Regions from separate parts of the Mus musculus genome. Here region 2 is linked to region 1. A link is a loop called in an ENCODE intact Hi-C map of the cell type or tissue named here. Cell type or tissue: left cerebral cortex. All regions are shown on one strand. Links, peaks and the distances in the headings refer to the core of each region. The heading gives the core; the rest is flanking DNA. Region 1 has its middle 32 kb from the start of Prlhr. Region 2 holds the start of Gm41884 (a long non-coding RNA gene).

What was found. Peaks named below come from ENCODE experiments on the same cell type or tissue, not always from the same donor. Only the 100,000 strongest peaks of a DNase experiment are listed, where the experiment ranks them.
Region 2: it touches region 1 in a loop (7-fold over the local background); 10 of 42 quality-filtered maps call a loop at or near these places.

The regions. Positions count from the first base shown.
Region 1 is chr19:60,428,329-60,444,389 of GRCm38, forward strand. No RefSeq gene overlaps it. Among named protein-coding and RNA genes, the nearest start is that of Prlhr, 32 kb to the right of the region's middle. In left cerebral cortex, for the core only: a CTCF peak has its summit at 9,699 (motif pointing left); DNase peaks (open chromatin) are centred at 9,470, 9,649, 11,847 and 12,065.
Region 2 is chr19:60,541,920-60,557,980 of GRCm38, forward strand. Cacul1 (CDK2 associated, cullin domain 1) reads right to left here. Exons shown (of 9, transcript NM_030197.2): 4 at 3,527-3,622; 5 at 1,091-1,193. It overlaps Gm41884 (a long non-coding RNA gene), which reads right to left and starts at 9,193. Exons shown (of 2, transcript XR_877980.1): 1 at 9,030-9,193; 2 at 5,511-7,041. In left cerebral cortex, for the core only: a CTCF peak has its summit at 11,791 (motif pointing left); a DNase peak (open chromatin) is centred at 11,796.

The DNA of each region.
Region 1 (16,061 bases), core at 5,246-13,245:
TTTAGCCTCTTCCTCCCTTTCATATTATTATTATACATTTTATTTTCCATATATTGAAAACTGTAACACATACCATTGTTTCCACCATTTTAAACAATTAACATCCATTTCCATCCTCCTACCAAGCTGTTCCTTCCTACATTTTTGTGCTTTCTGCTTGGCCAATCCGTTTCTAGAGACTCCTGTCATCTTACTTACAGAGCAAATCTGTCTTTCAGATTCTCTCTGCTTCTGTTTCTCACTCTCTTTTAAATTTATTTTTATTAGATATTTTCTTTATTTACATTTCAAATGTTATCATCTTTCCTCATTTCCCCTCTGAAAGCTCCCCATCCCATCCCCTTCCCCCTGCTTGCTAACCCACCCACTCCCTCTTCCCTGTCCTTACATTCCCCTACACTGGGGCATCAATGCTTTACAGGACCGGCTTATGTTTCTCTTAAAACACTTTCATTTTGTCTGTCTTTGTGAAAATATTTTGGCTGTTACACAAACATATATTCTAAATCACTTATTGATTCACTTTTTCTTTCTTTCTTCCTTTTTCTGTTTGTTTGCTTTTTAAGACAGTTTCTCCGGGTAGCACTGGCTGTCCTGGATTTCAGTCTATAGACCAGGCTGGCCTTGAACTCAGAGATCCTCCTGCCTCTGCCTCCTGAGTACTGGGATTAAAGGTGCGTGCTACCACTGCCCAGCTCATTGGTTCATTTTTACTGACATCATTTCTCTTAATTTCTAGTTAATATCCTGTACTCCCACATATTTCATAAATTTTTATTGAAAGTGGTTAAGACATTTTGTTTAGACAATCCAACAGATCACCTTGTTCTGTTGAGAATTAGTTCTGGAACATTTCCAGGGCTGTACACTTCAATTCTGCTTTCTTTCCCAGAGAATGATCCTCCTGATGTCATACTAAAAATGGAAACTGTTTATCAAACCTTTTCCAACTCGAGGGAGAATGAATTCCAGTTTCTCTCTTCTCAGCATCTGTAAACTTCAGATATCTGCTCAAAAATTTAGAAATCCAACTACTGACATCTGATGGGTTCCTTGGCATCCTCTCTCTGTGGGAATCTCAGGACATCAGTGGCTTGATAACCTCTCTTCAATGTGGCCAACTTTCCAGAACTCTGACCTCTGACCTCTGACCTAAACTTCATAATCCTTGGCCTAGCAAGATCAGCCTCTTCTCAGCTGATGCCCAGTGCTCTGTTAAACTGGAAACGTCCTAAGGAGAGAAGCTGAAGTAAATGAGTAAGAATGGAATTTAACATCAAAATGATTATACCTCTCCAAGAAACCATTTCTCCTGTTTTGTTGCTTTGATAGCTGTCCAGTGCCTTCAAATTCACACACACACACACATACACACACACACACACACACACACACACACACACACACACACACACACACACAGACACAGAGAGAGAGAGAGAATTTTTTTTTAATATCGTCTCATGTAGTTGAGTCTGGCCTTAAACTTGATACACAGCCAAGCATGAGCTTGGACTCCTGATCCACCTGCTGAATACTATGACTCCGAGAGGATATTATCACATTTAGTTTATGCATAGTGAGTATCAAACCCAAGGCCTCATGCATGGGAGGCAAGCACTCTACCAACTAAGCTAAATCCCCAGCTCCAAAATTACTTTTCTTCTAGCTTATCTAATTACCGACATCTCTTCTGCTGTCCTTGCTACTTCAGCTGGAACTAAAATCCTCATCTTCTATTAACTCTGTTGCTGTATCTGTAAATTCTGCCTTCAAACAAAATCTACGTGAGAGATTTATACATATAACCCGTGTCAGGATAATTAGTCCAGGATTGGCCAGGATGGGAGAAACCACCCAGACGGACACAGAAAATGCCATATGTAGCTGGTTCTACTGTCTAAGACATCTGCAGTTTTAAAAAAGGGGAAAACATGGGTATTATATTTAAAGAGATCTCAGTTTAAATACCGTTCTGGCTTGCTTTCTGTTGCTGTGAAAAAAACACCAGGCAAAGCCACTTGGGAGTGTAAGAATTTATTTGGCTTACAGTTACACACAGTTCACTATTGAGGAAAGTCATGGCAGGAACCCAAGGCAGGAACCTGATGGCAAGAACTGGAGTAGAAGCCATGAAGGAGCACTGTCTATTGACTTTTTCTTCTGGCTTGCTCAGCTACCTTTCTTAATAGCCCAGGCCCACCTTCCCAGAGATGACATCAACCATGGTGGGCTACAGGCCATCATCCATCAAGAAAATGACCCACAGACACAAGTACAAGTCAATCTGATAGAGGCAAATTCCCAACTAAGGCTCCTTCTTTAAGGGTATGTCTGTGTTTGTGTTAATTTGAAAAAAAAAAAAACCCTAACTGTGATGAATGCCAAGGTTCTTTCTTTTTACTAGCTGTGTGGCCATATGCACATGATTTCACTTCTCTCAAGCAAAGTTCCTATTTTGCATTTTTGTGAGAAGTTGTTATAAGATTTATAACACACAGGAAGCGGGTCACATTGCCCAGGATGTACCAGACAACACTGTGGGTTTGGAGGGCAGGGACATTTTCTCCGCTTCTCTAATTCACTTTGGTTCCTATCTCATGTTGACCACACAGGTGCTGAATAAATGCATTCTATTTGACGTATATTTTCTCCACCAAAAATTTACTCGTGGAATACTAAGCTCACAAGTTCAAGGCCTGCCTGGGCTGCAGACAGAATTTAAAGCCAGACTGGGCAAGCTTGTGAAACCTTATCTCAAAATTAAAAGTAGAAAGGAGGCTGTAGCTGTGGCACAGTAGTAGAATGCTTGCCTCACACTCAATCTCCAGTACTTAAGAAGGGGCAGGGCTCAGCAGACCTAGCCAGAGCTATCATTACAATAGCACAGGGGGACCTAAAATGGTATTAAGAAGTGTTAGGCTAAACACAGATTTTAATCTCAAATGAAAGATAAATGGAGATGGAATCCTATATAGATATGCACATGGAAACTGGCAGTTTCAGATAGTTGATAAAAAAAAAAACAGAATTGCTGCCTCCAATCTTGATATGAATCACAAACTGATCTTCTGTAATAGCAAAAATATCTGTAAAGATGCCTGATGCAACCATTTGGTGGCAAGCTTTAAAAAAAAATAAATTTGCTTTACAGAATGTGTAAGTGGATTCACTGAGAAAGTATCATGGATAAGTTGTGTCAGTGTTGATGATCTTGTTAATAAGACATCACAAACATGATCTAGGGGCAAAGATGTGGTTTCTGATTTCAATCTCACCAGTTGAGCAAAGTTCTTTGCATCACACACACACACACACACACACACACACACACACACACACACACAAAATTAAGAAAAGTCGGAAGACGGTGTTAACAATATAAAGATGAGACGCTGTCAGAAAACGAGACAAGCACATGATAGAATAAGCAGATCCCCAGACAGCATAGGGAAGAATAAAGACAAAGTAGTAGAACTGAAAGCCAGGAATGAATGCAGCGGACTGAGGGGACAGCTCATTTGGTGCGTGCCCTGTAAGCATAAAGTTCTGAGCTCAGTCCCTCAGAATCCACATTAAAAAGCTGGTGTACTTACAACCCCAGCTCGAAGATAGTGCAGATCCTTGGGCTCTCTGCTCAGCCAGCCTAGCCTAATCATCCAGTTCATGCCAAGTGAAGACCCTTTCTCAAAACTCAAGACGAAAAGCATCCTGCTGTCATGCTGAGGAACAACACTCAAGGCTGACCTCTGGCCTCTACCCACACAAACACTCACATGCATGCATACCTACAGACATACACACCAACAGACATGCAGCATGCATGTGTGCACAGGCACACACATGGGACAGGAGAGGTAGCTGGACATGGTGGTGCATAATCCCGGCACTTTGGAGACTGAATCAGAGAATTGTGTGAATTGGGGGATATCTTGATCTACATAAGACGATGTTTAATTTCTTTCTTTTTTTTTTTGATTAAAGGAAAAGTGTGGCCATTTTATAGCACAGCTATGAGTTTTCTGGCATCCACTCTTAAGAGACAGCTCTGTGCCCCTCTCCCTGAATGCGGTTGGACTTGTATTTTCTTCCTCATTAATTATGGTGATAAAAAATAAACAAACACTAGACCAGGTCTTTGAAAACTGTGATGCCCTCTACCTTTCTGGACTGTTGCCACCTTGCAAAGCCCAGGACTGGCTTTATTGCACAGCCTTGGCCTGACATCTGGTGGAGAAGCATGAAGTGGCATATTTATTTCAACTGTCAGAAAAAGTGTGGCTGAAGCCCTGCACAGGCAGCCTTCATTGAAGAAAGGAAGGCATCTAGAGTCAGCCTGGAAGCTTCTGTGAAGCAATGGATTCCTGTTGATGAACCAGTATGAGCTCACAAAGCTTCGGCCAGGAGCTTCACCTCTACCAACCCACTGAAGCCTGAACAGCTGGAAAATAGGAGAGTCTGTATTCTCATGATGATAAGACCTGTGTGGAGGTCCCATCAGCCCTCCAAGTGTCAGATACCAAATGTGAGAGACTGGTGTAACCAGGATCATCTGGCTGCAAACTGTGCTGCTAACCACACCCACTATCTCATCTGCTGTCTAAGTGTGGAGTGTAGGAGTTATCATGGGGACCAACGTTTCAATCTGCTTAGCTAAAAGGAAGGATGAGCTGAGAACTGCATTTGGGGGCGAAGACGAGGCCGAGACTAACAGTCCTGATCCTGCTCTAGGGTATATATCAGGGGCAGGAATTACACATACATGTGTCCCTGTGGGCCTCTCTAGGGAAGGGTCCAGGAGTTTGAGCAGTGCCTAAGAGATGGCTTCCTTGGGGATAATTGAGAAGCTAGTAGCTCTATTCTTTCCTATGCAGGGATGGTGGGTCTCATTTCATGAGTGCGGTGATTTGGTGAATCCCTGTTCCTGAGTGTTCTCTGTGTATTAAAGAACAAAATCCAAGAAGTAGACCTGAGGTCCTTCAGAGCCTGGGATCTGTAACCAGAATAGAGGATACTTCTCACCCAAGTCATCCTCAAGATGTGCCAAGGTACCCTGGAAACCTTTTACAGGTGGTTTCTCTGGCCACAACCTCCAAACCTGTGCCAGCAGCTTCCAGGTTCCACACCACACACAGGTATCTCCTTTCTTCTCCTAATCTATATCTGCTCCAAGCCCTATCTCTGCTCTCACTATAGCCCAAATCCTAAATGCCACCCCCACTGCTATACTGACACACAGGCAGGAGCTCTATTCTCTCCCTCTTCCATACCTTCATACCCATGGCTCAGCAATCTTTTTCAAAGGGAAATTAGTACAAAATCCTCACTGTCAACCAAAGCAGTCGAAATAGAAGCATAATGTTTCTCTAGAATATTCTGTCTAGAGATGGGAGCCTTTTTGTCCAATTCAGGGCTCTGTCCCCAGGACCAGGAATAGTGTCTGGCACTAGTTCATGTGTAGTTGTTTAAATAATTATTTCTGTATGATGATCCATGTCATTCCCTGTTGCATTTCATATAATGAAACAGCTGTCCAAGTGTGACACAGAGCGACTATAGCATCCCCAAGCAGAGTGGCCCATGGTGAATGGGATGGCAGCAGGCATGTTTCTACCTAACCCAGGAGAAAGGCCAGTCCCATCAGGGCTACTAGATCAGGTTCGTCACCGCCAAGAGAGACTGGAACAGAGCTTCTACTGACAGGTTTGGGCCTGCAGAGAAACCAAATGCAAAGTCACCCACAGTACCTCAGTCTTGTGGGTTCCCCAGGGCTCTGGAGAAGCTGGCTCTGCCAGGACAATTTGCTGTTCCATGTCCCATGTCCAATATACAGAAGATGATGCACCAGGAAGTACATCTGTTCCCAGGAGGGGACAAGATTCTATTTATTGCTGTTTGTCCTCAGATTTAATGCCTCACAGAGTTACGTGTGCACAAACAAACAAACAAACAAACAAACAAACAAAACCACTAATGGCAAAAAGGTTAGTTTCAAAGAAACACCATAACTTGATGGCAACACAGTAAGACATATATAATGAAGGCTGTATGCCAGAATGGGGAGAAGAGACCTCAGTGTAGAACTGGACTCAATTCCATGCACAACTTGGGTCAGCAGAGATGATAGTCAAAAAGCAATCTGGGTGGGGAAGAGGTAAGGACACCTAAGAGGTAGTAAGTTCTCAGGTTCTAACCTATTGTGGTTTTGGTGAAGGCAGGCAAATGTAAGCAGACATCCCTGGGGGGAACAGCAGTGGGAAGAATCTGACCCGAGACCAAGGATGAGTAGATCAGAGAGGGCTCTTGCTAGGCTGGTTCAGTTAAATTCTTGCAAGGAGATAGAAAGGTTTAGGAGACTATCTGATAATTTGGCCAAGCAAAGACTTTTTGGCATTGGCAAAGAAAAGTATTGATCCTAAAATCCAAGATAGGAAAATAGATTGTAGGCCTGCAGAGAGAAAGAAAAATTATATATAATTATATATAAAAATTATACACACATACACACACACACACACACATATATATATACATACATATATATGTTGTATTGAGAAAACGGAGATGTGCCAGATAGTAATTTTAGCACTGGGACTATGTTCATAGGAAGAAATAGAGTACATAGCAGGGAATCTAAAAGAAATCATTGTCTATTTACTCACCAGGTAAGTATACTATGCCTTCTTTGGGCTGGTCTTCTAAGATCAGGGAAGTAAAAATAGCTCTCTCCAAAATACCTATAGGATACTTGTTTTATATAGATAATAGTTGAGTGGACGAATAGACAATTGATAGATCATAGATATAAATGATAAGATAGATGGTAGATGGATGATAGATGACAGATAGATAGATAGATAGATAGATAGATAGATAGATAGATAGATAGATAGATAGATAGATGATAGAGAGATAGAGAGATAGAGAGATAGATGATAGAGATAGATGAGAGATATATTGAGAGATATATAAGGAGTTATAAATATAGATGTACATTTTATGTGTGTGTGCATGTGCATGAGTAAATGCACATGTGTTCATGTGCATGTAGAACACCATCCATCTTTTATTGGGACATGGTCCCTCATTGACCTAGAACTTACCAAGTAGGCTAGGTTGATTAGCCAATAAGACCCATGGAACCTTTCTGCTAATGTTTCTGCAATTCTAACTCCATCATCATGCTCAGCTTTTTAAAAACGGGTTCAAGGGATTAAAATCATGTCCTTGTGGTTATAAGATGTAGTGGTTTGAGTATGTTCAGCCTAGGAAGTGGCACTATTTGGAGGTGTAGCCTTGGAGTAGGTGTGTCACTGCTAGTGTGGGCTTTCAGACTCCCATCCTAGCTGCCTGGAAGCCAGTCTTCTAGCAGCCTTCAGATGAAAATGTAGAACTCTCAGCTCCTCCTGCACCATGATTGTCCGGATGCTGCTATGTTCTGGCCTTGATGATAATGGACTGAACTTCTGAACCTGTAAGCCCCAATTAAGTGTTGTCATCATAAGAGTTGCCTTTGTCATGGTGTCTGTTCACAGCAGTAAAACCCTACGAACAGAAATTGGTATCAGGGACTGGGGCATACTGTGATAGGTCTGACTATGCTTTTGTTTGGAAGGATGTGGATTTGGGATTTTGGATTTGAGAAGCAGTGGAATCATTTAAGTGGGGTTTAGTGGGCAATCCTAGTAGAAATATAAAAGACTTTGTTACTGAGAGCAATTTGAACTGTGCAGATCTGGCTCAAGAGGTTTCAGTAGAGAAGAATTTCAGTATGTAGCATAGAGACTGTTTTTGTGATATCTTAGTGAAGAATGTGGCTGCTTTTTACCATTGTCCAGAGTCTGCCTGAGGCTAAGGTGAAAAGATTTAGATTAATTACTTTGAAAAAGGAAGTCTCAAAAGAGCCTAGTATAAATTCTTTTGTGTGGTTACTAACGTTCATTCTTATGAAAAGCATTTTAATGAAAATGAGCAAACTGAGAAAGGGAAAATATAAAATATATAGTTCAAGTATTAAACAGGTACCAGGAAGTAGAATGGAGCTGGGTCCTATGTTCTAGGAATTAACAGATTAAGGAAGTAGGACTTTGGGGCAAGATCCCACCCAGATAATTTAGGTCCAGACATGGTGGTACACACCTTTAATCCCAGGAGACAATGACAAACAGATCTCTGAGTTCAAGGCCAGCCTGGGACAGAGCAAGTTTTAGGTGAAGAAAAGCTTAAATCCAGGAGTGGTGGTACAGACCTTTAATCCCAGGTGACAGAGCCATGAAGATCTCATAGTTCAAGGTCAATCTACAAAAACATTCCAGGACAGCCAAACTTAGGCAGTGAGGGAGTTGGAAAACAGACAGCTGGTAATAGAATAAGGGGAGGCATGTTCCAGACCCAGAAAGCAGCAGAACTTGGCAGCTTTAACCACATGGCTCTGGCTTTAAAGTCCAGAATAGAAAGGACTTCTGGGACAATTGATGATGGTTAGCTGGAACTAAGAAATTAGTGGTGGTTGAGAAGAGACCAGCATCACTGATGTGAAATCATCTGGGAAGTGTTTTCTGTGAGCACAAAGAAGCTGTGTTCCTGAAATAGCCAAGGTTGTACCTCGTGCTGCAGCTGGACTTGGTAATGTTCAAGAGTCACCCAGATGGTACTGGTTTTGAAGACATGAAGTAGTCATGAAGAGCAACTGAGGCTTGGCACTGTAAGAGGCTATGGCTAGTTATGGCCCCCATAAACACATGTGTTTGAACAAGCCTATGGGAGCCAGGAAGTAGAATGTAGTGGTTTGAATATGTTTGACCCAGGGAATGGCATTATTTGAAGGTGTGGCCATGGAGTAGGTGTGTCACTGCGGGTGTGGGCTTTAAGACCCTTATCCTAGCTGCCTGGAAACCAGTCTTCTAGCAGCCTTCAGACGAAGATGGCGAACTCTCAGCTTCTCCTGCATCATGCCTGCCTGGATGCTGCCATGTTCCTGCCTTGATGATAACAGACTAAATCTCTGAACCTGTAAGCCAGCCCCAATTAAATGTTGTCCTTATAAGAGTTTCCTTGGTCATGGTGTCTGTTCACAGCAGTAAAACCCTAAGACATAAGGCAAGCACTGATCCATCTCCCAAGCCCCCTCACTTGTCATATTCTGTAAATAAGTCCATTCCACTCTGATGTATTCACTGGGCTGAGGGCTCCTCATGATGGTGAGTGTGTCATTTCTGTGTCCACTACCCAAAGACCATTACTGTCCAGTGCTATCTACTGTCTCACTGACAACTCATCCTTGTAATGTCCCCACCGCTGAGAGGAATAAACGGTAACTCAAGCAGTGTGATAACTGAAAGATTCTTCTGCCTTTCCCCTGGAGGCAATTTCATCCTAGAAAAATACTTCTGTCTGTCACTTGATGGCGATCAAGGCTCACACAGTTTGGATACAACTGGAAGCTGATCCTGCTCAGATTCCTTCAAGTCTTGAGAAAGGTTTGGTTTTTGTTTTGTAATATCTGGAGGGGAAACAGCCCCTCGTCCCCCACCATCTCTATCTACTTTTTTCTTCAGTTCATATTCTTGCCTAGGTAAATGAACTACCAAATGGATCCTGAGAGCCACCAGGGCACTAGACTTAGTGAACTTGGAGATGACTGTGACTGTTGAGGTAAATAAGTCTATGAATCCCCAGGAGTCTGAGCCTGTCGTGTGCTCTTACTCCACCTGCAGGCCAACCTGAAAATTGCAGCATCACTGGCCTGGATCATCTAGATCTGAATCTGAAACTTTTCCACACTGGAATTATTGAGCTCAATAGTCCACTGACCCATCTCTCCATCCTTATGGTTTTTTAATAGTTGGTTAAAGGACCTGCCCCAAAGGCGTAAGGACAGAAGAGTAAGAAATGAGGAAGATCTGATCCCCAGAGTCCAATAAAGACCAGTGGACATGGCAGCTCACAACCATCAGGGTTGGGGGAGAACGTGGGGGTGGGGGACTATCTCAGTATGTAAGTGGAGAAAACCAAGGAAGATGTCAAACATCAACAACTGATTTACACATGCACCACAAAACTCATATGTACTCATGTACAACCACACATTTATAAATGCTCACACACCATACATACATACATACATACATACATACATACATACATACATACATACATACAGTTTTTAAAATACCTGTATATCTGAGCTGGAGTAAACAGCCTATCCTTGAAGACAGAATAAAGCAAAGGAGAGTGAGAGAGAAAATGTTAAATCCACTTCATCTACTAGACTCTCCCCCAAAGAAAGCTAATGGGTCCTAATTTCTTTCAAAAAAAAAATAACTGGAGACAAGTCTTTGCTGGCTTGGCATGATTGTATAAGCCAAAGGGTCAACTTCTTGAACTCGAGTCTGCAAGTCTTGAGCCTCAGAGAATCCAACATCTGAGACCTGGGTCTGAAGAGTAGGCAGTCAGTCAGCTCTGCACTCTAGCACTGAGAAGAAGATAATGATAGCCACCATTCCCTGAGTGTATGGCAGGACCTGACTCAAGTGTTTTATGTGTATCATTCTATTTAATCTGAGCAATGGCCCTGTGCAGCAGGTATGTCCCTCAGCCCATGGAAAGGTAACTACACGGTTTTGAAAAAAAGCTAAGACTGGTCTGGGAATATAGTTCAGTAGGTGTATAGCTCAGTGCTTGCCCAGCAAGAGCAAGATAAGAGAAAGCTGGAGGGCTAAAGTAAAATCCAGGTAGAGTACTTTCCTAGTGTGCATAAGGCCCTGAATTCAATGCACAGTAACAGCAGGGATGTTTATGAACTTCCTACTCAAGGCAGGACCTGAAGTCATGCTGCTAAACTTGACTGATCAGCTGCTGCCTCCAGGTGTCTCCATCCTCTAGCCAAGACTAGCCCTAACCATGGTGGCAGATGAGCTGCATCTGTGGTTCTGTGAGTTTCCTGCAGAAAGTAGAAGCCACTGGCATGCTTTGGCATCAGGTTCACGTTCAGATCCCAGATATTGGCAATTGGCATCTGGGTACTTAACCTCTTAAATACTAGTTTCTCTTTTAAGTGGGATTTTTGTAATGCCCTCTTTATACAACTGTGGTAAAGATGCCAAGAGATGATACATGTGTTTGTGTGCGTGCATGTGAACATGTATACTTGTATGCAAGCATATTGAGGCTAGAGATCAATGTCTTGTGTCTTTATCTTTTGTTCTTATTTTTTGATACAAGTGTCTTGCTAAACTTAGCACTCATTGAACTGGGGTATCTGGCCAGCAAGCCCAAGGATCCTTTTGTCTCCTCTTCTCCAGCTCAGGGGCTACAGACACACGACACTGCATCCACCTTTATAGGTGGGTGCTGGAGATCTGAACTCTGGTTTTCATGCTTGCTCTACAAATCTCTTATCCACTGAGCCTCTTTCTTCTCTCTCTGTCTCTCTCTCTCAGTCTCTCTCTGTGTCTGTCTCTCTGTCTCTCTGTCTCTGTCTCTCTCTTTCCCTCTCTCACATACACGGTGTGTCTAGGAGGGAAGGAGGAAGGGAGGGAGAGAGGGAGGGAGAGATAGAGAGGCAGATGGAGAAACTAACAACAAATCCCAAGAGGCTCTGGGACCATAGGAATGAAACCCAGCAGTGGAAAGACAAAGGTTCTAAAAATGAGTAGTGCTCAGCCTAGGATCACTAGGGCCCATAAATTCTCATGCCTAGGCCCCATTTTCAGACCAATTAAACCAGTATCCTTGAAAGTGAAAGCCAAACATTGGCTCACTCCAAAAGAAACCCAAGGGACTAATATTCAGCCAGAATGAGCCACTCCTGGGCATGTGAGTGTTTGGTCTGGCAGAGAGCAAGGGATGGCCCCTCACCAGCTTTCTCCCCCGTTTCTCTAGAAGCAAAAATCAAAGCTCAGGCCTCACTCTGACAGTTGAAATCTCCACAAGGTTTGGACAGGTCTGTTTGCAACCTTGGTGTTGCAATTAGCAGCTTCTTCTGGCTTTGGTAATGTGGTGACAGACAGACGAAATGCATACGCCACAAGATTAAATAACAAGGAGATGTTATGCCAACAAAATTAACTTGTCCAGCCCTGTTCCTTAGCAACTGCGCTATTACTGTAGGTTTCCTTCCGAGGCCTCTGGTCCTTCACACCACTCCCTTTCATTAAGATGTGAGCTGGTTATTTATAACTTTAATGAAAAGGAAAGAAAGGGAAGGGATGTGGGAAAAGAAACTGGTAACTGTCCTTCAGATTACACCAGTCCAATCTGCCCCCAGACAAACAGAATCAAGACCACAACTTTTAAATCAGGGTGTTGACTTTCCTGCATACTTAACTCCTCCAGGCCCCTCCTTGGGCTTCATAGGGCAAGGCTACCTTTGATAGAAAGAGTGACTTTGCCAATTCAATCTGAGGCTGCCTGGGAAACCATTGTTCAGGAGTCAGGACTGAACTCTGAAGTACAGAACATGCTGTTCTCTAGGGAAAATCATTTTTAATGCAGCAGACACAGCCACAGATAAAGTAATTAAGGTGCTTGTGGGACCATCCCTTCTTACACTGTCAAGTGGAAATGCTAAAGAGGGTGCTCTTTATGTACAGGTTTTGGCATACAGGGAAATAGCAGAGGCTGAAGGTCACCGACACATCACACCTGGCTAATTCAGGGTCCCTGGCCCTGGATAGCAGTAATCCCTGAAACCTAAGGAGTAGACAGAGATTTGGCTTCCTGTGGTCTTCTGATGGGATCCAGCTACACTCTAGACCTTGCCTGATCATATTTGTTATTGATGGGATTTTGGGCTTTGATAGTTTTTAAAGCCTCTTAAGAAATAATATTTGGGAGAGCCATCTTGGTTCCCGAATCCCACCGAGACTAGTCTGTGCAGGTGAGAGTGTGGACTACAGAAGCTAACAGCTTCTGGGACAGGCTGAAGACACAGAGCTTCTGAGGCAGACCCCGTTTCGGGCTCCAGACATCTAGGCACCTTCCCTGCCAGAGGAGAGGTGTCCGCCCCTCCCGGAAGGGCTTTGCCAGAGCACCTGGAGGAGCCATCTTGGTTCCCAGATCCCTCTGAGACTAGTCTGTGCAGGTGAGAGTGTGGACTACAGAAGCTAACAGCTTCTGGTACAGGCCCTGTTTCTTCGGCCTTCATCTTCTGCCAGGAGGCAGGTCCGAAAGCCAGATATCTGTGCACCTTCCCTGCAAGAGGAGAGCCTGCCTGCAGAGAGTGCTCTGACCACTGAAACTCAGAGGAGAGAGCTAGTCTCCGAGATCTGCTGATAGACGGTAACAGAATCACCAGAGGAACAATCTCTAACCACAGACAACTTTAACAACTAACTCCAGAGATTACCAGATGGCAAAAGGCAAACGTAAGAATCTTACTAACAGAAACCAAGACCACTCACCATAATCAGAACCCAGCACTCCCACCTCAGCCAGTCCTGGGCACCCCAGCACACCCGAAAAGCTAGACCCAGATTTAAAAGCATATCTCATGATGATATCAAGAAGGTAGAGGATATCAAGAAGGACTTTAATAACTCACTTAAAGAAATACAAGAGAACACTGCTAAAGAGTTACAAGTCCTGAAAGAAAAACAGGAAAACACAACCAAACAGGTAGAAGTCCTTAAAGAAAAACAGGAAAACACATCCAAACAGGTGATGGAAATGAACAAAAACATACTAGACCTAAAAAGAGAAGTAGACACAATAAAGAAAACCCGAAGTAAAGCAACGCTGGAGATAGAAACGCTAGGAAAGAAATCTGGAACCATAGATGCGAGCATCAGCAACAGAATACAAGAGATGGAAGAGAGAATCTCAGGTGCAGAAGATTCTATAGAGAACATCGGCACAACAATCAAAGAAAATTCAAAATGGAAAAAGATTCTAACTCAAAACATCCAGGAAATCCAGGACACAATAAGAAGACCAAACCTACGGATAATAGGAGTAGATGAGAATGAAGATTTTCAACTTAAAGGGCCAGCAAATATCTTCAACAAAATTATAGAAGAAAACTTCCCAAACCTAAAGAAAGAGATGCCCATGAACATACAAGAAGCCTACAGAACTCCAAATAGACTGGACCAGAAAAGAAATTCTTCTGATACATAGTAATCAGAACAACAAATGCACTAAATAAAGATAGAATATTAAAAGCAGTAAGGGAAAAAGGTCAAGTAACATATAAAGGCAGGCCTATCAGAATTACACCAAATTTTTCACCAGAGACATGAAAGCCAGAAGATCCTGGACAGATGTTATACAGACACTAAGAGAACACAAATGCCAGCCCAGGCTACTATACCCAGCCAAACTTTCAATTACCATAGATGGAGAAACCAAAGTATTCCATAACAAAACCAAATTCACACATTATCTTTCCATGAATCCAGCCTTTCAAAGGATAATAACAGAAAAGAAAAAAAACAATACAAGGACGGAAACCATGCCCTATAAAAAGCAAGAAAGTAATCCTTCAACAAACCTAAAAGAAGACAGCCACAAGAACAGAATCCCAACTCTAACAACAAAAATAATAGAAAGCAACAATGACTTTTCCTTAATATCTCTTAATATCAATGGACTCAATTGCCCCAATAAAGAGACATAAACTGACAGACTGGCTACACAAACAGGACCCAACATTTTGCTGCTTACAGGAAACCCATCTCAGGGAAAAAGACAGACACTACCTCAGAGTAAAAGGCTGGAAAACAATTTTCCAAGCTAATGGTCTGAAGAAACAAGCTGGAGTAGCCATTCTAATAGCTAATAAAATCGACTTCCAAACCAAAGTTATCAAAAAAGACAAGGAGGGGCACTTCATACTCATCAAAGGTAAAATCTTCCAAGAGAAACTCTCAATTCTGAATATTTATGCTCCAAATGCAAGGGCAGCCACATCATTAAAGAAACTTTAGTAAAGCTCAAAGCACACATTGCACCTCAAAGCATACATTGCACCTCAAACAACATAGTGGGAGACTTCAACATACCACGTTCATCAATGTACAGATCATGGAAACAGAAACTAAACAGGGACACAGTGAAACTACCAGAAGTTATGAAACAAATGGATCTAACAGATATCTACAGAACATGTTATCCTAAAACAAAAGGATATACCTTCTTCTCAGCACCTCATGGTACCTTCTCCAAAACTGACCATATAATTGGTCACAAAACAGGCCTCAACAGATACAAAAATGTTGAAATTGTCCCATGCATCCTATCAGATCACCATGGACTAAGGCTGATCTTCAATAACAACATAAATAATAGAAAGCCAACATTCACTTGGAAACTGAACAACACTCTTCTCAATGATACCTCGGTCAAGGAAGGAATAAAGAAAGAAATTAAAGACTTTTTAGAGTTTAATGAAAATGAAGCCACAACATACCCAAACTTCTGGGACACGATGAAGGCCGTCATAAGAGGAAAACTTATAGCCCTGAGTGCCTCCAAAAAGAAACTAGAGAGAGCTCACATTAGCAGCTTGACAACACACCTAAAAGCTCTAGAACAAAAGGAAGCAAATTCACCCAAGAGGAGTAGATGGCAGGAAATAATCAAACTCAGGGGTGAAATCAACCAAGTGGAAACAAGAAGAACTATTCAAAGAATCAACCAAACCAGGAGCTGGTTCTTTGAGAAAATCAACAAGATAGATAAACCCTTAGCCAGACTCACTAGAGTGCACAGGGACAGCATCCTAATTAACAAAATCAGAAATGAAAAGGGAGACATAACAACAGATCCTGAAGAAATCCAAAACACCATCAGATCCTTCTACAAAAGGCTATACTCAACAAAACTGGAAAACCTGGATGAAATGGAAAAATTTCTAGACAGATACCAGGGCCTAAGTTAAATCAGAATCAGGTTAATGATCTAAACAGTCCTACATCCCCTAAAGAAATAGAAGCAGTCATTAATAGTCTCCCAACCAGGACCAGATGGGTTTAGTGCAGAGTTCTATCAGACCTTCAAAGAAGATCTAATTCCAGTTCTTCACAAACTATTCCACAAAATAGAAGCAGAAGGTACTCTAC
Region 2 (16,061 bases), core at 4,370-12,369, 110 kb after region 1:
CATCTAGAACTTGGGAAACTCAGGCAGGAGGATTACTTAAACTTCCACAAGCAAGACCCTCTCTCAAAACCAAAGTAAGTGGAATATCTCAGAATTAATGTACAAAAATCTTATGTAAGTATCTGACGAGTCTTAAAAATAATGCATGTTAGAATCCAAGCTTATGGTTCTCCTATTTTGGACTCTGGACTCTCTGGGAGTATGATGTCAATTGAATCTACATTATTGAGTGAAAACTGTACCTTGCAAAAGTGAACCGGCCCAGTATATAAATCCTTGTCTTCATTTAAAAGCAAAAGTGAAAACAAGAGCTGTGGTCAAGCTTTAAAACAATTACTTTGTAAAATTTCAGTAAAACCTCTGTGTGGCAGCAACTAATTACAACTAAAAGTTTTCAATAAAATATAAACTACAATCCACATTAGTTACAGAATACTAAAGACTGCCTTGCTGAATACTGACCAAAACATGAGCTTCTGAAGGTGCTTAGTAACTAGTGATGGTTTACCTGGAGTCTACTCGGGAAAGGGAAACTCTCTTAAGGAGGAAATAATGCCAGGGACTGGGAAAGACTGAATGAGCTTGGAACCTGGATCCTAATTAGCTATCTAAACAACCATACTAAATATTTTACAGATGCTAATCCACAGGAAGCTAGCAACTTGCTAACATGGTAAATAGCAGCCACACTAGACTAACAGTAGAACCAGAGAGAGCCTGTGCTCGCCTTCACAGACACCCAGTGCTCTTTCAGAAGTCACTGGTGACACGTGACTTTCCTAATCATACTCCTGCTCAGGGAAGGAATGGCAACACAGAACAGGCCAAGTACACTGTCCAATAAAAGAGCTGCCTAAGTGGCCCAGAACAGTAGGTGACTGTTAAACCAGTTTCAATCGTGTCTCTCTATAGACTGAGGTAGACTTAACTTCCTGCTCTCTGGCTCTAGAGATGTCAATATTGGAGTTTAGAGACAGTGTTCTCAGATGAAAGAAAAGAGTAAGAGTGAGCTGGAGAAGAAAGGGAAAAAGGAAAAAGGAGACCATGGCTAGTGCTGTCTCACCCCCAAAGGAAGTAAAAGTATACTTACGCATTAGGCTGTAAATGTGCTTCTCTGCAACATGTTCCGTAAACAGTTTTATAAGGTCATCTTTTAAGTCTCTGTTAAGCTTAGTTTCTATGTAAAACTTATTCTGAAAAAAAAAAAAGAAAATAAGTTTTTATATATCAATAGGGAAAAGTAATCACTCGCATGAATAGGAGAACTAAATACTGTTTTAGAGAATGAATAAATATATTGATTAATAAAATAATAATAAAATTAAAAAAGCCCTGCAAACTGCAAAACCCAGCCATTCCTAGTCACAGGTTTTCTTGGCATGAGGTTGAAAGATCCAATTATTAACTTCACAATATGGAAACAGTGCAGTACAGAGCCATGCTGTGTGCCATGCCTTTAAGAGTTCATCCCCAGGGCTGGAGAGATAGCTCAGAGGTTAAGAGCACTGACTTCTCTTCCAAAGGTTCTGAATTCAATTCATAGCAATCACATGGTGGCTCATAACCATTTATAATGAGATCTGGTGCCCTCTTCTGGCCTGCAGGCATAGACACAGGCATAATACTGTATGCATCATAAATAAATAAATAAATCTTTAAAAACAAAAAACAAGCTCATCGCCAGCATCAAAAGGCAATGCAGGAAGACTCGAGAAAGGCACTCCTCAGCATCCAAAGCTTAGGGCAAGCAGGTAGTGGAAGCCACTAGGAAAAGTCCCTTTATACAGGCCCTTCAGTAATGGCCACTATACCAAATTCTAGATACCATCTCTGCTCAGAAGCAGATACCCTAATCAGGCTAACCACAAGCAGTGATTAAAGGAAAAGTTCTTCATTTATATCCAATAAAAGATAATTCTATGGTGTACAGCAAGTTATAAAACAGAAACCCTGACTCCCAACATACCTGGGAACTGCCTACTCTCAAGGTCTGTTACAAGATGGACTGCCATTCCTTATTTAACAGAGTCACTTTGAATCAAGTTTTCCCTTTCTTACCAAAATCCACCTGACTAGGAAAACAAATAAAAATCTGAAACTGTTAAATGTGTTCATGTTTTAAATGCTAGCTCAATGACCAAGAGTAGAAAACACAAAGGGAATGAAAACAAATTTTTCAGTCACTCTCTTAGTTCAGCAGTATTTCCCTCTCTGTTTGTTTTTTGCTTTTTTTTTTTTTTAAAGGGGAATCTAAAAATAACATGCAAACCCTTGGTTAAAAACTACAGCTATGCCAATGGGTTAACGCCTTCCAGAGCTGATCCTGTGTTTTAGCTTTATAGGTCCCATTCTATAGAGAAAATGACATGATACACTTGTTTTGAAACACTCCTTACATGGGAACCACTCCTCTCCCCACTGAGTACTACATACTGCTTGTAGCTTAGTACCTGGCACTTTTACCCTAATGTTAGGACCTAGGAGACATTTCTCCACAAAAATATAGAAACATGCCATGGTATTAACTGTGTTATTTTCTTGTTTTCCACAAATTGTTAAAACAATCCCCAACTGATGACAATACAAATATGTCCAATGTTCTGCTATTAAAATGTATGTATGCACGTGCATGTGTGTGTGTATATATATACACACATACACATATATATGTGTATATATACACTTAGTGTTTATATCTATTTATGAACTTGAGAAATTTTACACATAAAATCTGAGTCTTTCAAGGCAATTTTAGCAATTCATTTCTACTCTAAATTATAGGTCTGTTTCTTTTACAGATTCATCAAAAATAAGTATTTCCAAGCACTTTTTAAAGAGTAATTTAAAAGTAATTGTAAGTTACATTTAACAATGGCATGATATATTTTTCCTTTTTAATGATATATATATGTATATGTATTCTGTGAACTATCTAATTCATATCAGACAAAAACATAGTATTGCTGACTTTTTTCTAATTAATCCATAAAAGTTAATTATCAAAGACAATAAATCTGTGTCTAGTATTTTACAAATTTCCTACAATGTTCCCCATCTACTTTTGTTTTGGGTATTTTTCTGAACAAAGGTGTTTCAAGCTTTCCTCATCTAATACTCTCCTTCCTGACAGGATTTAAAGGTCTCCTCTCAGCAAGTACATAGGAATGAGACCTGTGGGGATCCTGGGGGGTGGGGGACAGCACAGAGGAAGAGAGGGTTAGAGAAAAACACATGCAGAATGTACTATATACACGTATGAAACTGTTAAAGAACAAATTTAATAAAAGAAAATTGTGGGAGGGATGGAGAAGAAATGCCCTTCTAGCTTTCTCACCTCCAATTTCTGGCTTATTCCACTTAGATGTGCTGTAAGAATAAGGTGGTGAATTAGGCTCCATATTCATAAACACACCCATCTGTAAACTGACTCAGGAATGGGAAAAAATTATAACTATAGTAAATAAAAACAGAACACAATTAGCCTTGCATGGTTTGGGAAAGAAAGGGTGACAGAGCTCTAACTTACCATATATATGAAAAGAGGCACGATGCTCTGCAATGCTCCCATATACTGTCCCAGAGCTATATTAAATCTTTCAATATAGAGGTCTGGAGGGCTGGCCTGTGGGAAAGAATATCAACGTAAGTACTCTGGGAAACCAGCTGAAAGTACTTCTTCAACCCCAGCAATATAAACTCAGAAAGAACCTAAAATGGGGAGGTACTTATACTCTAAAGTCAGTTCAGATTTTTTTTTGTTCCAAAGTCTATTCTATGACACTTTAGTCACTTTAAAAAACTATATGGCTTTAACATATTAGCTAAAAAGTATGATTTTAATAAATCACCACTGAATTAGAGATAGTTCTTAAAGGAATCAAACCATATTAGGACCTGGAATTAGGGGGGACAGAATTCAAGTAAGTAAAGCAGGCTCTAGACACTACCAGAGGCTGAATTGATGTCAAGCAGTTAAGCATGCTTGCTCCTCTTACAAAAGAACCAAGGTTCAGCTTCCATCACCCACATGGTAGCTGACAACCACCTAAACCTTTGGTTCTAGGGAATCCAATACTATCTTCTGGTCTCCACAAGCACTGTATCATGTGGTATACAAACATACAATGAAGTAAAGCACTGACAAGTATAAAATAAAGTAAACCAATCTTTTAAGACACTATTAGAGTGGCTAATACATTTTTAAATTTTATCTCCATTGTAAACAGCTTCTCTAGTTAACCAACTGTCAACAAGAGAAGTAAGGACTCAAATGATTCACATATACCTGCAGGTCTAGACTGAAGTACAGTATAATGCACATCTAACGTCACTCACTCCTACAAAATACTAAGTCACAAATTCACCAAGGAACCTCTCCAAATTTACTGTACGTTGACTGAACATGTCTTGTCTCCCAGTATAGCTATAACTGAAGTAAGGAAATAATTAAAATTCCATGAAGTCATAAGGGCATGGCCCCACATCCTACAAAGACCATGCCCTTAAAGAGACAAAGGGTTTCTAAATCTTTGCTATCAAAATGTGGCACGGAGAAGGCTTTGGTGAGAATGTTTCAGCTGCAATCCAGGAGGAGTCTTCACCAGGAACCCATAAGCCAGAACCTCAATCTAGAAACTTCTCCGCTTCCAAACCGATATAAGAAATAACTTAAACTGCCCAGTCTATGGTATTTTGTTGTAGTACCATAAGATGATATGTTTTACAAAACTATATCCATGTACTATTTTATTTTATTCTTTAAGTTAATTTAACATTAAAGAAGCCTAAATAAAAGATTAAATTAATTAAATTTTAAAAGATTAAATTTTAGCAAATGATAATTAAATTATAAATTATAATTAAATTACTTAAATTAAATAAATTTAAATTAAATTATTAATTAAATTTTAAAATGTTAAATTTAAAGGGATTAAAATATTAGCAAATGATAAGATACATGAACTAAAAATTTCTGAGCCACAGTGTTGGGGAATGGGAAGGTATAAAATATAAAAACAAAACATTCCACACATAAGGTCTGTTCTTTGAAAACTTCATCACCTGACAACCAGACCTTAAAGACAACATCATGCTTTCATGTTCTACCACACTAAGACTCCTAAGTACCAAGTTCAACCATATGAAATTAGGGGGCTGGAGAAATGGCTCAGTGGTTAAGGGTGCTTGCTGTTCTCCCAGAAGACCTGAGTTTGGATCCCAGAACCCTATCAAGCAGCTCACAACCTGTAATTCCAGAACCAAGGATTCCAGCCCTCTAACTGGCCTCTTCAGGTACCCATCCACTCATATACAGAGACATACACATAAACTAAGTAAAATTATACAAACTGTGCCTTAAGCTATTTGAGAAATGTTGAATGTTCTAATACCTCTAAAGGAGTCACCTCATAATGCTTCTACCTAGGAGCTTGGAATATATGCTGGGAACTATCTCTACTTCATCTTTCATTACAGAGTACTTAAAGGTCTGGTGTTTATCTTCCCATTTCTTTTCCTAGTCTTCCTAACTACCTGTGGAATAAAAGTTGTCTCTATCATACATAAGAGGGAAACAGCTCAGAAATATTTAACCATTTGAGTATGATCCCAAGCTAATAAGCACTAAGACTCAATCAGATTCCAGCAACTTCTTAGTACTCCAAAATCCCCACTACCATCTTTTTTCTTAAGTTCACACCTCTCAATTTAGAGCACACTGTCTACTTCTGATTCCACAGCCTACACCTTCTTTCTTATACACAACCCAGCTCAGTACATGGACCAACTAACCAATCCCAAGTAGAATCAGTGTTGTTCTGTCTGCCCAAACATCTCTCTACCCACGCCTCACCAAACTTACTCTTTTCCTTCAAGTTTTGTCACTTTCTCAAAACATCTGAGTTCCCTTCAGTGGAGCAAACCACTTACTGCTCCTACTGAGTAATCTCTGCTACTAACTGCAAGCCCCTGAGGCAACAATCTGTACCTTACCTGCTCTTCTCCAATCTAACCACAATGCCTAGAATACAGGATACAGGGAGAGGTATATTTTTCAAAAGCAGGGTCTTTTGAAATCTAAACTTTACAACATCTAAATCTAACCTAGCACTGTTTAAATCTAAATTTCTACTTTAGTATTATCAAGGTTCTAGTGTACTGAGCAACTAATGCATCACTTTGAATTTCAATTTCTATGCTAAGGAGCAATACTCACACTATGCTATTTCTGAGAATGTGGCAAAAATAAGAGAAAATCTGGAACCGCTTTGAAAAAAGACACATACTGTAAAACTATATATGAGCAAGGGTGCACAGCAGCCATGTGCCTAACACTTAGAAAAATCCATTCATATTTTAAAAAGCAATCTTCGCCAACCAGAGAACTTAGGAGAAATGGCTTGCATCACAAGCAAGCCTAACTACCCTTAATGAACAGACTGGCATACACCATCTTCCTCAAAGAAGCTTCAAAGAACTTAGGAAATGATATTCAGCACTCAAAGAAGTAAATTCTACCCATATAGAAGAAAAAATTTGAAAAGCTATTACATTAAAATTTTTTTTTCATTTTCATAAAAGGACACTTCGTCTAAGTGTTAAAAAAAACATGAACACTGATCAAAAGGCACATTTAACAGCAGAGAGAATAAATACAATTGAACTCCTTATTCCTTTACAAAGTCATAAAGCCTCAAAGGTTAGGAGTATTAAAAAGTACTTTTTGTGCTAAATCAAATGTCAGAACACTTAACTTTTTTACTTCCACATTTCATGTTGCACTTACTCAAAACCTTTGAAATGACAGGACTATAAATTATGACAGTCTGAGAAAATAAACTCCATCTATTCCAGGAAACTAGAAATAAATGTGACTTTGAAAATCCTAATCAAACTGTTCCTCTTTAAAACTTACATCCAATAAACTCTGGTCCCCACTGAGAAAAATGATGCCTAGTTGAGTTTCACTATTCCAAAATGGTATTATTTGGCTTGAACATTAATTGGAAAAATAATCCATCATATCAAAAAGGAAGAAACAAGCTGCAGAAAAAAATAATAATTATTCTAAACTTCTTGCAATTTTTAGGGGAAGTAGTGCAGGTGCTTTGGACAGAACCCACAGCTAAACCCTCAGCCCCCTCCTTATTTAGTTTAAAATTTTAGTCAGTTCAAATGGGTTTAGTGTTTTAAGTTAACTTCCTACTCCCTGAAACCACCACTTAATTATTTTCTATCCTTCTGAAAAATACATTGCTTGTAGAAATAAGAGTATGATAGCTCTCTATACACATGTGAATATCAATCTGTAATCTATCTTGGAGTAAGTTTTATTGTATTGCATCTTAAACATTTTGGCCTCAGGAACCATTTGCACTATTTAAATAACTGAAGATGGGGCTGAAGAGATGGCTCAGTAGTTAAGAGCACCTACTGCTCTTATAGGGAACCCAGGATTGGATTCCAGCTCACGCATGACAGTTCACAGGGATCTGATGCTGTCTTCTTGCTGCCATAGGGTCCTGTACCCATATAAAGCACATAAACTCATGTGGATGCACAAATACACATGAAAATAATAAATGATAAATCTTTAAGCCTGAAGGCTCCAAAAAGCCTTTAGTTTTATGTGGGCTACAGCAAATGCTTTTCTATCTGGAATTAGTAAAGGTGCAGTGAAGAGCCCCTGTACTCCCACGGAGACTGAGAACGGCCTGGGCAACAAGTGAGAATGTGTAGTTCAAAAACAAATAAAACTGGACTTTATCAACAGGGGACACTCCACCTCTTAAACATCTAGAGCCCAGACAGCAAGGTGTATTTAGTAAACATTATACTACTACTCACCAAATCATGTCCAATCCCTAAAGCCAAATTATAGACATTTTTAAGATGAGTGACTTGGTTAGCAATGGTGTTTAGACATACTAGCTCCCAACAAAATCTACTCTATTGCCAAGCTCAAAGCTGATTAAGGAACTGTGAAAAGTTAAAGCCTACAAATAAAATGTTCAGCACCTACTAGTACCCTTGGGTATTGCCCAAGTAGGAAATGAAAAGCACTGTGACTTAAACACAGCAGGAAATATTCATTTGTACAAACATGGTGGGTGAGCAGAAGCAGACTACATTAGGCACAATGAGTTTCACAGGCATTGCAGACTAGAGGAAATGGGCTTCACAGATGAGGGTCCAAAGAATAAGTCCTTCAGTTTTCAAGAGACATAAAACCAAGGGTTGTGAATTGTATGGTGTGTCTTCAAAAGTACACCAGCACACACACCAGTAACACATATTTCTTACATATTTGCTGCTATCAAGAGTCTATTAGCTACTATTCTGCCATGAGTCTAGTCTCTTCTGCTGCAGCCAAATCACTGCCACTTCATTGTGCATTACTGTAAAGAGCAAAGGCTTAGTGTTTCTGAAACCATCCAACTGCTTCATAGTATAAGCAGCTGAAAGCATGTTTACTCCAGGGTTGACCTTCTTTGCTATACAATAAACAAACAAACAAAAAAGGGAACATGTTTTGCAATAAAGTCAACATGGATGTAGAGGTCTTTGATAAAAAAGAGCATTTTTGATAAAATTATCCAATCAGCAACATCCTAAGATTTTGTTACATTATGTACCATTATATAACCCTTTTTTCTTTAATGTGTTTTAGGAAGCAGGTATATTGCTATGATAAAACAAATTAGGTTTAAAAGTTAAGACATAGCTTTGAAAAAAGGTGTATTGCATGATGTTCACCAGATACAGTACACAATTGTTTAAAATTCTGGCTTTCAGGGAGAGAATAAAGTTGAATAATTTTCATTAAACATTTTCTTAGAAATGTAACTATGAACCCCCAGAGCAGGTGAGGGATCCATCTTGTCTCCCAGATCCCTCTGAGACCAGTCTGCGCAGGTGAGAGTGCGGATTGCAGAAGTGACACAGCTTCTGGGACAGGCCCTGTTTTGGGCTGTAGACATCCGGGAACTTTCCCCACCAGAGGAAAGGTGACCACCTGGGAGGGCTCTGACCTCCAGAGCAGGTTAGGGAACCATCTTGTGTCTTGGGTCCCTCGGAGACCAGTCTGTGCAGGTGACCACGCAGACTTCAGAGGCAACCCATCTTCTGGGACAGGCCCTGTTTCGGGCCTTCATCTTCAGCCAGAGGCAGGTCTGAACGCCAGACCGCTGTGCACCTTCCCTGCAAGAGGAGAGTACTCTGACCACTGAGACTCAGAAGAGAGCTGGACTCCCAGGACAGCTGACATGCTAACAGAATCACAGGAGAAACAGGCTCCAGCCAGAGACAACCATAACAACTAACACCAGAGATTACCAGATGGCAAAAGGCAAATGCAAGAATCTTACCAACAGAAACCAAGACTGCTCACCATCATCAGAATCCAGCACTCCCACCTCAGCCAGTCCTGGATACCCCAACACACCCAAAAAGCAAGACTCGGATTCAAAATCATCTCTCATTATGATGGTAGAAGACATCAAGATGGGCTTTAATAACTTAAATAAATACAGGAGAACACTGTTAAACAGGTAGAAGTCCTTAAAGAATCACAGAAAAACACTGCTAAACTGGTAGAAGTCCTTAAAGAGGAAACACAAAAATCCCTTAAAGAATTAAAGGAAAACACAACCAAACAGGCACTCACTGATAAGTGGATTTTAGCCTAGAAACTTTGAATACCCAAGATACAATTTGCAAAACACAAGAAAATCAAGAAGAACGAAGACCAAAGTGTGGATAACTTCATTCCTTCTTAGAATAGGGAACAAAACACCCATGGAAGGAGTTACAGAGACAAAATTTGGAGCCAAGACGAAAGGATGTACCATCCAGAGACTACCCCACCCAGGGAGCCATCCCATAATCAGCCACCAAACCCAGACACTATTGCATATGCCAGCAAGATTTTGCTGAAGGGACCCTGTTATAGCTGTCTCTTGTGAGGCTATGCCAGTGCCTGGCAAACACAGAAGTGGATACTCACAGTCATCTATGGGATGGAACACAGGGCCCCCAATGGAGGAGCTAGAGAAAGTACCCAAGGAGCTGAAGGGGTCTGCAACCCTATAGGTGGAACAACAATATGAACTAACCAGTACCCCCAGAGCTCGTGTCTCTTTGCAGTCACCTGCGCCTCTGCCTCTGCCCCTCGGCCCCTCTGCCTCTGCCTCCCCAGTGGTATACACGTGTCACTCATACCCTACCATATAGGACATTCCCAAGTGAGATTGGTTGCTTTATTTTCTAATTCACACATGTACAATTTGATCCACCACTGCTTGCATTATCATTGCAAATGTCAACAAAATTACAGGGGAAATAATACACAGTAGAAAGCCTGTATTTAGCAGAGCCTTGAACAAGTTTAAGGGCCCCCAGAGTTACTCTAGTGAGCATATCAGGTGAACTGAGTTCTAAGGACTGGTCATGCTAGGTCCTTTGAAGAACAGCAAGCATTCTGAACAGCTAAACAGCTGAACAGTTCCAGTTAGTTCCTAAGGATTTATTTCTTAAAGGAAAATTTCCCCTATCTTTTGAAACAAGCACATAGCTGTCTCAAAGCAAACCTTAAAAAATAACATATTCTATGATCTATGGGAGCAAAACGAGATGTCTCAGAAGTAAAGGGCCTTTTTAAAACCTTTTTAGGGCTGGTGAGATGGCTCAGTGGGTTAGAGCACCCGACTGCTCTTCCGAAGGTCCAGAGTTCAAATCCCAGCAACCACATGGTGGCTCACAACCATCCGTAACGAGATCTGACTCCCTCTTCTGGTGTGTCTGAAGACAGCTACAATGTACTTACATATAATAAATAAATAAATCTAAAAAAAAAAAAAAAAACCTTTTTAAAAAATATAATCTATATAAATATATTCTACAGTCTGGTAATAAGCAAATGTAGGTAGTATCTGCTTGTCCTTCTATCTGTCTCAACTGAAACAAGCAGATGCTTCAAAAATCTTAACTGTACTGCAGATATGTGCTTTCTAGCAACTTACAGAATGTCACTTCTGAATCTGTCTGAGAACCTAAGATCATGCTAAGCCTGCAATGAAACAGGTTAAGGAGAAGTCTCTACCCTCAGAGGCTCATGATGAACATTAAAACCACTGTCTGAATGAGCACTTGTGGAAATGGCTCAGGGTTAGATTAGATTGTCTCACTGGAAAATTCTCCTGTAAGAACGACTTTCTGTAGGCAACTGCTTCAGTGAAAAGCCTTCAGCAGTTCACAAGTAAAAGAGTTACTAATGGTAATGATATCTATTTTGCTTGAGGTCTAGGAAGAAAGGTAACCAGGTAAATTTCTTTTAAGGTAGGGAGAGAGGGAAGGAGGGAGGATGTGTGTGTGTGTATGTGTGTGTGTGTGAGAGAGAGAGAGAGAGAGAGAGACAGAGACAGAGAGACAGAGACAGTAACCTCATGTGCATGGGTATCCATGGAGTCCAGAACAGTACATCAGAACCTCTTAGAGCTGGAGTTACAGGCTGCTGTGAGCTGCCCAATGTAAGTGGTAAGATCAAATTCTAGTTCTGCACAAGAGCTATAAACACTTTTAACCATTTCTTCAGTCCAATAACTTTATTACCTAAAATCTTCAGTCTAGCAAGAAGAAAAGAAGTATACTTGGGGAAGTAAAGAGGTTATTTGTTCATCTGCTTGTTTTAAGACACACTTTGAATGTCAACAGATTTAAATTTTAAGGCCTTTATTTTTTTCATTTTGCCAAGACAACTGCAAGCAACCAGTTGGATTGTACTGCCACCCACTGGGCAAAAAGCAAATAGCAATGCAACACCTGCCCAGCTTTAACACCATCAAAAGATGGATGGCCCTTTACTTGCAGCTGGACAAGAAGGCTTATATATAAGTAGATGTTTGTACAGACTGAATAAAATTAAGTAAAAGAGACTAGCTATAGCTTAGTTCCAACTAATTTTATTATTGATCTGTCAATTATAGTAACTAGAAACCTAAGATATATTTAGCTTAAACATATCAAAAGTATTAATTTTATTAAAATATTTTAAGTGTACCTAATCAACTTCCTTTTAATTAAAACAGCTAACAAACACCTCTCTAAACTGCTGTTTAGAAATTTAAGAATGAAAATGTGTACCATTCCACAGCCCCCTTGCTCTGGATCTGAACAGAAAATTATCTGTGCTGTTTCCCCCACTTTAATGTTATTTATTGTCTTTCCCTGGAAGCAGACTGCTTAAACAACTTAGTAATGTGAAGTTCCAAACTACTGAAAATGAGCAACTCTTAATGGTCAGTGAACTGCATCAAAAGCCACAACGCTCAGGTGGCTAAAGTGAAGATGCACTACAGTTCAACCAAGTGCACTTAACTTATCCACAAAATGCTTAGGAAAAAGTGGTTCACAACTGTTCCAATGGATTCTGCATCACATACATACACAAACACACACGGGGGGGGGGGGGAGATAAAATACAGCTTTCTTGCTCACTCATGTTGTATACCTGTGCTGAGAGTTTGATCCACGTTATCCTTACTTAGGACCAGAATTAAGAGGAACCTTTGCAGCTGAAGGGGTTTGTAACTCCATAGGAAGAATAACAATATCAACCAACCAGACCCCTGCCCAAGACTCCCAAGGACTAAACCACCAACCAAAGAGTACACAGGGAGGGACCCATGGCTCCAGCTGCATATGTAGCAGAGAATTGCTTTATCTGGCAATGGGAGGGGAGGGCCTTGGTCCTGTGAAGGATCAATGCCCCAGTGTAGGGGAATGCTAGGGCAGTAAGGCAGGAGTGGGTGGGTGTGAGAGCACCCTCATAAAAGCAGGGAGGAGGGGGATAGGATCGGGGATTTGCAGAGGGGAAACAAAGTAGGGGGGATAACTTTGAAATGTAAATAAAGATGAACATTTGCCATTGGGAACACCAAGGCAAGGAAGCAGCAACATAAGGAACTGCAGAGCCAACATTAAGTATTCCTGCGTTTGTGGACACACTACTTTCAGGAACAACTCATGTGCCAAAAGTCATTTGGTATGGCCTAATTTCAAGGTAGTGAGCGAGTACAACTCTACTATATCTGCAGACGGAACTGGGAACTGGAAACAAGGTCAGCAGCACTACAGCTGGCACATTCACCTCAAGTCCTAAATCAAGGCCATGGTAGGCTGACAGACACTAGCATGAGTCATTCAGATTGCAATTCTCAAAAGTACACACTGTTCAAAAGATGGCATCCTGATGGATAGTTAAACACAACAACCCGCACAATAGTTAGCATGACAGTGGCAACATAAACATTAAAGTCTGCCAGGGGTAGAGGATTCAAAGTGGAGGCAACCATAGCAGAGCAGCAGAACACTTCCTTGGCAGGAAAGAGGAGCTACTGGAAAAAGAAACCAGATGGGAAAAAGATCTGAATATGTAAAGGTGCAATCAACCAAAAAGCAAAATACTGCTGTGCAGTTCTCATGGAAAGGTAATTACACAAGGAGTCTTCAACTCCTCATCAAGGGCTACTGTCTTGCTCTGGAAGGAATGAAGTCAGAGAGTTAAGAAAAGGTGCACAGATATATTTGAAAATTTTTCACAGTAGAGAAAATTAGCCAGGACTTGGAACTCAGTTTATTTTCCTACTCAGTCACTCTTGACATCACAGAATATTAAAATGATCATTATGTCTTTTTCCATAAAAGCTGCTAAAGAATAAAGCTGCAATTTTTCTGTAATTCTAGCATCTAGGTACTGTATACTAAGGCCTAGCATACATAGCATAAATATTTGTTAATGGTTCATGGTTTTTACACTAAGACTAGAGCCACATGTATACCTTATTTTACTCAGAGCTTGGAAAATTTTGAAGGCACTATGATAGGGCTCCAGTAAGACCTGAGACCACACACTGATATTTCTGGGAAAGTTAAAGGGTCCCAGTAAATTATTCACACAAATTAAGATCAAGTTTTGGGTTGTATTTTATGTGTATGAGTGTTTTGCCTGCATGTATGCATGTGTACGACTTGCAAACTTGATGCTCAGACCTGTCAGAGGTGGCATCAGAATCCCTGGAACTAAAGTTGTAGATGGCATAAGCTACCATGGAGGAGCTGAAAATTGAACCTAGAGAGCAACAAGTGCTCTCAACCACTGAGCCATCTCTCTCACCCCATATCAAATTTTAATACATCAGTTTCAATACCAATTTAAAGACATCCCCCTTTCAGAGTTTCAATTTTTTAGATTCTGGAACTGCAGATGACCTGTTAGTCTGCCACCAACAGCACTTCCCCATACCCCATCATTCCTAAACCAGTCCATTTTCTATGCTTCTAACACTGATGCTCTAAGATGTAGTTCCTGGCATTCAGTGGTTTCTGCAATCTGAATCTGGTCTGCCTTGTCTAGCTTTTCCCCTCTCCCAACCCCACTGGAACATCATTCGCTGTCTTCTTCACAGGACTGCTTCTTAAGGCCCGAGTAAGCACCACAAAGGAGCCTCTGCCCACAAAGTTCTCTTGTCCCTTGTCCATGACAACTCTTTGTTGGTGAGGCCATCTTCACTGCCCTAACTAAGCTGAGATTAGTCAAGTTTTACTCTGAATCATGGCTGTCTGGATGGCTCTAAACAATGCAGCAGTCTAACAAAGAGCCATTGTGCTTTAATGCTTTCTTTAAGTTCCACACCTGCTGTTGAGAAAAATGCTAAGGCTTTTGATTTTCCAAATTTTATTATTTTCTAACCTTGTGTTTTAAATTCTATTCCAAATTAAATTTTCTTAAAACCAACACCCTACCTTCACCTTGTTTGATATGGGGGCTCTTTTTGCTGCTGTTGTCATCATTTTCCTGATGGATGCCAGGCTACCTGGCCCATAAGCTTCCAGGGGTTCTCCTGCCTCTTCCACCATCTCCCTGTAGAAGCATGAGGGTTAAGTGTCTGGCTTATGAATGGGCTCTAGGGATTTAAATTTCCCACTGAGCCATCTCACCAGCCCTTGTCTAACATGTCCAACATTTACTTTCAATTTTTCTGTTTCCTTACTATCTTTCAGCTGTGGTTCTTGGCAGCAATATTTGATAAAGTTGCAGGATTTCATACTGTCTGATTATTGCTTCTCAAAGCAGTCCTTAGCTTTTATCATTTCATATAATGATAGACAGGGTAAAATTTAAGTTATTCCTTATTCTATGCCTCATCTGTTCTTTGTGCCTTTTCCCTCCTTTTCGTGGCTTGATTATTTTCTATTATTATTATTAAATCTTCTTTTACAGTCATTACCAACCTTCCTGGTCCATCCTCTGACAGTTCTTCATTCCATCCCTCCCCCACCCCCACACCCCATCTCCAAGAGGATGTCCCTACCCCACCCCACCCAACCCATTAGACCTCCCACTCCTTATGATCTCAAGTCTCTGGAGGGTTAGATGTATCTTCTCTCAGTGAGGCCAGACCAGGCAACACTCGGCTGTATCTGTGTTGGGGGCATCAGACCAGCTAATATATGCTGCCTGTTTGGTGGCTCAGTGTCTGAGAGATCTCAGGAGTCCAGGTTATTTGAGATTGCTGGTCACTCTCCTCCTATGGTCACTCTCCTCCTCAGTGTCTTCTAGACTTTCTCTAATTTAACCACAGGGGTCCCTGGCTTCTGTCCATTGGTTGGGTATAAGTATCTGCAAGCTTGATTATTTTTTAATTACATTTTCTCCCTCTATCATCATGTTAATTATGCATATGGAGGTTAGCCTACAATTACAGATTGTATGCTACCAAACCGTTACACACTATTGCTGTAAGTTCTGCTTACATGTATCTTTTATACTCTCTTCATCATTTGGGTCAGTGAGATGGCTCAGTGGGTAAGGTACCTTGCTGCCAAGCCTGAGGACCTTAGGTTGATCCCTAGGACTGACATGGTGAAGATAATCAACTCCTGCAACTATCCTCTGATTGCCACATGTGCACTGTGGTATGTAAAAGAGTCTCTCCTCTCCCCCCGTCCCTACCCTGATGTTCTTGTAAGTCTGTCACACTGTCACACACACACACACACACACA